3 separate regions of the Homo sapiens genome follow, and all the other regions are linked to region 1. A link is a contact called in ENCODE Hi-C or POLR2A ChIA-PET data. All regions are on one chromosome and are shown on one strand. Each heading gives the region's core, a stretch centred on a gene start or an enhancer-like site at or near the end of the contact. The rest is flanking DNA. Distances are from core to core; before and after follow the strand shown.

Region 1 (3,077 bases), core at 261-2,760:
TGAACTGCGCATGCGAGGGATCTAGGTAGCGCGCTCGTATGAGAATCTAATTCTTGATGATCTGAGGTGGAACAGTTTCATTCTGAAACCATCTGCCCTTCCTCCCCCAAACGCCCCCCACCCCCACCCCACCACTGTCCGTGGAAAAATCGTCTTCCACAAAACCGGTCCCTGGTGCCAAAAAGATTGGGGACGGCTAATCTAGAGGATTCATTCAAAGAGTTAAATAACAAAGAAAGTAGAGCTAGAAGTTCGTCTGGAAGGAGCGGAAGTGTCGTGGAATTATTATTTTAAGATCAGGCATAAGTGTGTATGTGTGGCAGGGAGGGAGATCACGGAGAGGGAGAGGTTAAAGATGTGGGTGAGGCTGCTAAATAGGGATAAGGGTTTCTTTTCCCTTGAAACCAGAGGAAAGGGAGATAGACGCGTTATAGAGTCGCCTTGAAAACACTCGGATGTTAAGAGAGACTGGGTGTTATGAGGGCGATCTATATAAGGGGGGAGGAACCAGGAACTTGGCTGTGGCCTGGGAATAGGGAGAACCGTGAATTTTTCTTGAAAACGAAGGGGGTCGCCCGTGAGCAGCGAGGAGAGCGGTGGGAGGCAGCGCCGAGTCTTGCCGCTCCCGCCTGGCAGGGGCGGGCAGGACGCAAACCTTCCTTCCCAGTCCCTCGGTTACCAGGGCATCCCCGGCTCTCTGCAATTCGGGAACCTTGCCAGAAGGGCTCCCACCTCCCCAAGCCCCCGCGGCCCCACAAGGTCCAATTAGGGCTTTCGGCGGCCTAACTGGGGAGAGGCCGTGGTGATGCAGAGGTTTAACCAGCATCCGCCGGGAGCCCCGGGGTCCAGGCCCGGCGCTGGAGTCCCGCAGCGAAGCCTCGCAGCCCCCACGCCTCTCGACTCTAGGCTTGTGCCCTAAAAGCGGCCTGGGTTCCCTGGCGCACCCTCCTCTTTCTTAGCTTCTTTGTCCCTAAGGGAAACCTCCCCGTACCCTTAGGTGGGGCTCCCGGTCACTGCCACCACCCCTCTTGCTGCCGAAGCCGGCTCCCTGGCCACCTGGTGCCCTGCCGGGGTATTCCAAATCTGGGCAGCAGAAGCCGGCCGCCGCCGCCTTCATCTGGAAAGGCTTAAGCCTTCTCCGGGTGGGGAAGAAGTCAGAAGGCCGCCTGTCTCCCCGTCCCCCAACCCCCCAACTCCCCAACTCGGTCCTCCAGGCTCCGAGGGGTGCAGCTCGGCCCTGGGCCGCGGGGCGCACGTGCAGCAGAGTCCGGCCGCCCGGCCTCCCCGCCCCGCCTCCGCCGCCGGCCTTTGGCGCAGGGCTGCGGATGCCGCGCGAGCCGTCTCCTTTGCACTTTCCCGGCTGCGGTCCGGTCGTTCGGGGCAGCCCGGCCGGGGGTAGAGGACCCGGAGGAGGGGAGGAGCCGGAGGGAGAGGGGAAGGAGGGGGCCCGCCGGCCCCGCCCCCGCCCCGCCCCCCGCGGCCGGAGCCCGGGCTGCAGCCCGGCGCGCCTGAGCCTGCGAGTCCGCGAGCCAGCGAGCTGCGGCTGCGGCCTCCCCTGCGCGCAGCTACCCGGGCGTCCCGGCCCGCGGCCCCGCTAACCCCGGGGCCCGCGCCCCCGCGGCAGGGATGCATCATGGCCACGCTGGCTTGCCGGGTGCAGTTCTTGGACGACACGGACCCTTTCAACAGCACCAACTTCCCCGAGCCCAGCCGGCCGCCGCTGTTCACGTTCCGCGAGGACCTCGCGCTCGGCACCCAGCTGGCGGGGGTCCATAGGCTGCTGCAGGCGCCGCACAAGGTACGACCCGGCGGGGTGGGCTGGGCCCCCTGGACTCAGCCCCCTGCCGCGGTGCGCGCCGGGGTGGGTCCCGGGGCTTCGTGGGCCCCCTGGGCTGGGCTGGGCGCGGCCCGGGGGGACCATCGCTCGAGGGCAAATCCCCCTCCCCGTTAGACAGAAGGGCTCGAGGCACCCGCTGGTTGGCGCAGGACCCTCCGGGGCGGGCGGGAAGGAACAGCTAGAGCCGGGGGCGGGCGTGGCAGAGCAGGTGCCGAGCCGGTCCGAGGCGGGATGGAGAAGGCTCCCCCGAGCCGCGCCGTTAGCTCGGCCGGGTGGGCGGGGTGGGGCTAGGACGCGGGCAGTCGGCCTCGGCACTCGGGCGGGCACCAAGCGGGGCGCGGGAAGAAGCGGAGCGCCGCGAGACTCAGGTCCCTTGGAGAGGAGAGCTCTGAGCGACGGCCGGGACAAAACCTCCCTCAGGCCTCTGGGGCCGCTGCGGGCGGCCACGCGACCCTCGCGACAAAGCACGCTTCCCGGCGACACCGCCTCCTCCTTCCCCCGGGGGCGCCGCCGGGGACGCCGGCCGCACACTGCGATAGCGCTCAGGGTATCCCCCTTTTCTTCTGAGAAGCAGGTGGCCTTGGGAACCTCGGAGGAGCAGTCGCTGTGGGAGGAGGGGCGGGGGCGCGGAGGGGCGGCGCGCTCACAAAGCCTCAGCTTGGCAGCCCGAAATGAGTGTCCCCTGGGAAGAATGGCTGCTCAGTCTACCCGTTAGAGAGGTTTTTTTTTTTTTATTTGTTATTTTTATTTAAATAAAACCTTTTGCAGGAGGATAGGCCTCTTGCAAAGCATTTGTTGCAAAGAGGTGGGTATTGAAAGCTAATCATTTCGTTACCTAGGAAAACCCTTACTCTCACTTAGACAGATTGAATGCAGCTTGCAAAATTACCTTCCCAGTATTTTTTCTGCCTAGGATTCATATCAAAGCTTGGAGATGATTTATTTCTTGAGGGTCGACATTAACACATATTTGGAAGAGATAAGCGTTGATGCCCAAAAGAACAAAATTGATTTAAAAAAAAACCTCGGATTTCTGTATGATGTTGACCTGCTTTGCAAGTAGAGGAGGAGGTTGGTTGTGTGAGGAAACTGGTGGACTTTAGCAGTGGTAGTTTCCTCTCTATTAATGTATCAGTGCTTTCCTCCTCTACTTAGTTAGTAACGTTTTCAGGAATAAGGAATGGGGCATTTCCATCTCATTCTCTCCTGGTTGGTTCAGGACGGATACAGTCGTGGAAAC
Region 2 (3,077 bases), core at 267-2,766, 230 kb before region 1:
TCAAAGTTCACAGCTACTTTCCAGACCTTTATATCAGTGTTTCTGAAACCTTTCCGTCCACTCACAGAAGATGAATTCCTCATTCAGGGCCAATACACACATACTTACACATAAACTGAAAAACAAGGCTGTAAATCAATTTCTTCTCAAGGATGGGTGACGTTTTCATAACCACAAACAATATACAAGGACAGATTGTCTCCATTATATACAGCCAACATTTTGGCTCACATTTTGGCTGTTACGTACATACATCATATAGCTTTCACAAGGTTCAGTAAGCAAGCGTCTATTTTGATTAATAACGGTTAAAACCTTTAACACTTGATAAAAAACCATCATATCCATCAGGATGTTTGCAACAATAATGAAGAGTGTCCACTCTACCCAATGAATTAAGAATTAAAGTACAAGCTCAGACTAAGCAAATGAAATTTTTTATTTTCAGTCGCACTAGGATAATTTTTTACAAAGTTGCTCTGCATACATGAACTGATTCTGAATATTTTAGTGACAGACATCTCAAAAAAGTTTACTTCATTTACAGGAACACTATCAAATGTTTTGCAAAACAAAGACACTGCATTAGGGCATATAATCATAGAATAGGAAAGGACTTTAGGTGACTTACTCTAAATCTCTCCTTTTCAGGTAAGGCATCTGCAACGCAGAAGTTATAAGAAACTTGCCCAATTGAGACCCTCTAAAATCTACAAATTCAGAGTCTTTTCCACTGCATTACCCATCTTCTTATATTAGACTTCTAAAACTATTCCTCTATTAATTTCACAAGAATAAGTTGCTGCGTTACAGAAATGACGGAAGTAACTCCCAAACCCACACCAATCTTTTTCTTTCCACTCCCCTACCTTCTCCCTCCCTTATCCTCCATTATCATTCACAGAATGAAAAAAATACCTGACCACCTGAATTTCTGGCCCTAATTGGGTGTGGAGTCCCAACCCCCTGCTACTGTTTCCGTGTTAAGCTAACCGGAGTTTTCTTTTTTAATTATTCATTCCTTTATTCAATAAATATCTAAGCCCAGACTTTGCAGAAGCGTGGTGCACGCAGCTCCTCCAAGCCCGCAGACCACCGCGCGCTGGCATCCCGACGCCGGGAAGCCGGGGGCGCTGGAGAAACGGGGTTCCCGGGGGCGCCTGGAGGCCGGCCGGGTGGTGGGAAGCGGCCGACATAAGCGGTTGACTCACCTTTCCGCAGCTCCCGCTCCCACACGGTGACGATGGGACGCGAGTGTTTACGGTGGTGAATGAGCCACAGGGACAAGGTCTGCACGCTCTGCTGCGAGTTGCTCAACTCCGACAGCTTCTTCTCCAGCGCCGCCTCAGAGAAGGCTGACATCCCTCCGACACCACGTTCACGCCGTCCCACGCGGTGGGGCCGAGGGGAGGAGAGTTTCGCCGCCCTAGCTGCGGCCTCGCCCCCTCACCCCACCCTTCCCCACGCTCTCACCACGGCCGCCGCTTCATCCAAGACCGGCCGCAAACCAGCAAGATGGCGTCCGGCCGGCAGTGACGTCACAGGGACCCACGCCCCGCCCCTCCCGCTGCAAGCCCTGGGAAAACGCGCGGCCGAGAAGTGGAACCGCCAGGCGGAAGGGGCGGAGTCGAAACAAGTGCAGGGGAGGCGGACAGGGGCGTGATGCCTGGGTTACTCTCAGAGGCATGGTGGGAGTTTGCCAGGCCTGAACCCTCCTTAATGGAAACTCTGTCAAAGAAGCAGTGATTACAGATCTCTACATAGGCATGTAAACTGGTATAAATTGGGGCAGGCACTTTAAAGACTATTTGCATGACCAATTACGGTTAAAAATACACCTTCCTAAATAGAGTATAGGATGGTGACCAGAGGCTGGGAAGGGTAGTGGGGGAGGGCTAAATAGAAGGACTAATAGAAGGACTAAATATAAATAGGACCTAGTATTTGATAGCATGACAGGGGACTAGAGTCAGTAATAATTTAATTGTACATTTTAAAATAACTAAAAGGATAATTGGATTGTTTGTAACACAAAGGATAAATGCTTAAAGGGATGGATACCCAACTTTGCATAATGCGATTATTAGGCATTGCCATGCCTGTACCAAAATATCTTATGTACTCCATAAATATATACACCTACTATGTACCCACAAAAATGAAAAATGAATAAAAATTTAAAAATTATAAGAATACTCTTTCCTAGCAATTTCACTAATTGCTGTCAGTGCTGGAAAAAACACCAGCATGTTTGCACCAGGAAGCTTATTCTAGGTGTTCAGTCCAACACAGTAACAGTGAAAAATTGGAACATTCACTGTTGCAGTCTACACAGATACGTCTATATTCCATAATACATGCAGCAGTTTAAAATATGGATTAATCCAAGATATGGTGGATTTGGAAGGGTTTGAGTGGGTTTTTATGAGGTTCTTTTTGAGAGAGGGCCTCACTCTCACCCAGACTGGAGTTCAGTGCCATGATCACAGCTTACTGCAACCTCGAATTCCTGGGCTCAAGCATTCCTCCCACCTTGGCCTCCCAAAATGCTGGGATTACAGGTGTGAGCCACCATGCCCAGCTGGATTTTTTTTTAATTACAGAAGCAAAAGTATAGTATACCACTTCTTGTTTAAAGGTATGTAGTTCATATGGGTTCACAAGTACGTAAACTCATGGCAAAGGTTTGGAGGAATACACACCACATGAATACTGGTCTCAGGGAGAGGATCAGAATTGGAGCCCTTAAATTGTGTCCATATTGTTTTCATTTTTACAAAAAGAATACGTGAATATATTACTTATATAGTTAAAAATTAATTACAGAAATCTCATTGTTAATCTAATGCATACACCATCATATTCTAAAATTTTTTTTGAGACCGGGTCTTACTCTGTTGCCCAGGCTGGAGTATGTGGTTCAGTCATGTTCACTGCAGTCTCGACCTCTGGGCTCAAGCAATCCTCCTCTGTGTCGGCCTCCCAAAGTGCTGGGAATACAGTTGTAAGCCACCATGCCTGGCCCTAAATATTAATACAAGAAACTTCCAGAAAGATACATAAGAAACCATAGGAAT
Region 3 (3,077 bases), core at 426-2,925, 190 kb after region 1:
GAGTATTACCATATGGTCCTTCTAGTGGGATTGCAAAATTTCCTTAAGTTGCTGTAAAGTGGGGGCTGGGGAAAAGGCAGACAACTTTTTTTTTTTTTTCAGGATAGCAGTCACCACCCTCCCTTCTTCCCACTTTCTCTTTTCACCCCCTCCCCACCCAAGTTGGTTGCAACAGAGCTTTCTTACATGGTTCTGAAAACGGGGACATTTGGGTTCCGTTGGTACCATGGACAGATACCACGCAGACATTTTTCTCTCTTGGTATTTTGAGATAGTGTCTCACCTTGAAATAAACAAAATACAAATGACAAAAATTTGACTTTTATTACCATGGGAATTAATGTTGGAAGCAGGCTAAACACAATTTTTGTATAAACTGTCAAAGACAAAGGTATTTTTCTCTCATGGCTGACATTTTAAAAGACATTCCTTTGCCTCCTACCCATTTAAAAAAAAAAGTCTTTGCACTATTGAATCAGAGGCAGTCTTTCTGAAACTGTGACTTCTGCTGTTAATCTAGTTGAAAGTGAGAACAAATTAATTCATGTTTCCTCAACTCCGAACAGTGATGTAAAGGGAGCTTGTTATGGGTTAGAGTTTTAAGGAATTAGGCAGAAGGTATGTATGTCTGACACCTTATGTCTTAAAGATCCTGAAAATTATTTCAAGCTCTCAAATTATAAAAAAAAGAAGGTGGTGGAAACAGACTTCAAATACCCTATTCATAAGATAAGAGGAAGAGGGAAGGAGGGGGAGGGTACTGGTTCTTTCATTCACCCTACCTATTATGTGTCAGTCACTGTTTAAGGTCTTGGGGATACAGCAGTGTGTAAAGCAGACACAAATCCCTGTTTTTATGGAGCCTACATTTCAGTGGGGGAGACAGCACATAAGGTAAATCAGTAAAATACATAGTGTGATAATGATAAGTGCTATGAGAGAAAAACAGACACGTGCTTCTGAAAGAAGAGTATATTTGGGTGCACGTCTGAGATTTTAGATAGCCAGGGAAGTCTCACCCAGAAGGATCTGGAGGATCAGGGTTATATGAGGACAAGGGGAGAAGCAGGGTGACCACTGCGTGACCCCCCCGCCCCGCAAGGCATGATTGCTTAGGCCAGAAGTGTACCAGGGCAGTAGTAAGAAAGGGTTGGATGTGGGATTCCTTGCCAGATGAGACTGGGAGTATAGTAGGGAGAGGCAAGAAGGCTGGCGACAGGGTTCTACCCTGAGCAACTGATGCAGACCCCGTGGTTCCTCTGCTGTGGGTCTCCAAAGCAGAGTCACCAGGACTTTTTGGTTTGTCCTGTCTTATACTTTGTGTAATTGCTTTCACACTAGTTTGCAAACTCCCTGAGAGCAAGTCTTTTATCTTTCTTTCACACTTCATGGAGTCCAATAAATGTTTGTTTGACTTGAATGGAATTGAGTCTATTCCGAGATCATCCGGTGAACAAACACACACACACACACACACACACTCACACACACACAGAGAGAGAGAGAGAGAGAGAGAGAGAGAGAGAGAGAACGAGAACATTGTAGACTACCTGCCAGGTTTACAATGCATGACTCAACTGCAGTTAAAAATGATAGCCAAGGGCCATGATGAAATCTTTTCTGAGCCAGCCAGACCCATGCCTGTGTGGGCTCAGAATAGTGGGAAGAGAGATGGAACTTCACTTCAAATGCAGCTCCAAGGCTCCCCATCCTGGCTCTGGAGCAGCCAGGAAGACTGCTTTGTGAGTGGGAGGATTGGAAGAATTTGGGATTTTGGGGAATTTTGCCAGATGGTTTGACCTCTGGTGTTTGAAGGCCAGTCACAAAGATTCTACTTTGTAACTTAATCTGGAAGTGACCCAGGTCTTATGGTATGTCCTGAGCCCAGGACTAAGCCAGCAGAAAAGTGTGGCTGATGGAGAGGCAGGAGCAGTGTTGGTTGGCACTGACAGATGGACGGCAAAGCTCCCAGGCACAGTCGGGCTCAGCCAGATGCTCCACTCAGCACAGCCAACCACTGTCCTGGAACCAAGGAGGGAAAGGAGAAGAAGTGGTACTAAGATCCCACCCACTCTTTACTCTTGCTAGCCCAGTATCTTTTTGTGTATTGCTGTCTATTACTTTATCCATCTACTGAGTATTGAAGAACGTGTATATGTCAGAGGAGTCTGCACTCCACTGGCTCTTTATGTTTTATTCCAAGGTGAACAAAACCATAATTAATGCTAGTAAAACACATTACCAAGTATTTTCACATGAACAGGGTAGGTTTTATATTAACCCATTTTTCATATGAAGAACTGGTACAGAGATTGTCATTAAAGGGTGGATGTATGTGCCTCTGCAACCTTTCTGGCCAATGACATATCTTGAATGTCATACATTTCGCCATCGGAGAAGCATTTTGTCATCTCTGATGCTGGTTAATGAGCCCTCTGGAGCAGATGTCGATAGCAGGATTAGAAGCACATGTAATAGCCACTCCTGGCATGGACTCCTTCACATTCAAACTGGCCACCTCTTCAAGCACTGCAGGTGTTAACTACATGCCCCGAGGTCAGTGGTTCTCTGAGCATCCTCCCAGGACCATTCACCAGCTGTGGGGACACCAACTGTGAGTCTGGTAGAAATGCGGAATCCCAGGCCCTACCCCAGATCTGCTGAAGCTAAATCTGTTCTTGTCAAGTTCCCCAGGTGATTGCTGTGCACATTCAAGTGTGAGACGATTAAAGATATCACATACATCAACTATTGTATTTCTGCTAGACTATTTAAAAATCCTATGTGACAGTCCCAGCTGTGGATAATTCTTAGCTGTGAGGGCTCCTTCATATAGGCAACCTGTGCCACTTGTTGCTTCCCTTTTGTTGACTTCTTGACATCTTTTTCTGTTCAATTGTCTAGTTCTTTTAATATATGTCTCAGAAAATGTGTAGCCTGAACCTCCGATGACCTGCTTTGCAATTGAAGGTAGGATGTGCGTGGACTCCTATGTCTCTCCCATGCCACATACCAGACTGGCCAGGGAGGAGCTGCTCTTGAAATTCCTTTTTGGTTCATGGAGATGCTAAAGGTGC

What was found. A loop is a pair of places that touch in the nucleus more often than their neighbours do. ChIA-PET counts read pairs that join two places held with the same protein, here RNA polymerase II (POLR2A). Pooled maps may share reads with other maps.
Region 2: a loop to region 1 is called in a pooled map, with 2.8 times the contacts of the local background. The contact joins the promoter of RPRD1A here to the promoter of FHOD3 in region 1. A Hi-C loop is called at or near these places in 7 of 50 pooled maps. POLR2A ChIA-PET finds 5 or more read pairs at or near these places in 3 of 52 experiments (HEK293, WTC11 and activated B cell).
Region 3: a loop to region 1 is called in a map of posterior cingulate gyrus, with 9 times the contacts of the local background. The contact joins the enhancer-like site here to the promoter of FHOD3 in region 1. A Hi-C loop is called at or near these places in 3 of 168 maps with a recorded cell type or tissue (gastrocnemius medialis, heart left ventricle and posterior cingulate gyrus) and 2 of 50 pooled maps. POLR2A ChIA-PET finds 5 or more read pairs at or near these places in 2 of 52 experiments (H1 and HEK293T).

What each region holds. Positions count from the first base shown.
Region 1 is chr18:36,296,203-36,299,279 of GRCh38, forward strand. It overlaps FHOD3 (formin homology 2 domain containing 3), which reads left to right and starts at 1,511. Exons shown (of 29, transcript NM_001281740.3): 1 at 1,511-1,798. The coding sequence starts at 1,634. RefSeq lists an enhancer at 357-1,334 and silencers at 1,274-1,563, 1,684-1,753.
Region 2 is chr18:36,066,043-36,069,119 of GRCh38, forward strand. It overlaps RPRD1A (regulation of nuclear pre-mRNA domain containing 1A), which reads right to left and starts at 1,517. Exons shown (of 7, transcript NM_018170.5): 1 at 1,212-1,517. The coding sequence starts at 1,362. RefSeq lists enhancers at 1,217-1,356, 1,240-1,755, 1,467-1,696.
Region 3 is chr18:36,481,366-36,484,442 of GRCh38, forward strand. The region is part of intron 3 of FHOD3 (formin homology 2 domain containing 3); the gene reads left to right. Among named protein-coding and RNA genes, the nearest start is that of FHOD3, 190 kb to the left of the region's middle. Within about 2 kb of position 1,676, at least 3 of the 41 ENCODE cell types and tissues checked have a DNase peak (open chromatin) inside an H3K27ac peak, as active enhancers do; they include gastrocnemius medialis, where a contact is called at or near this core.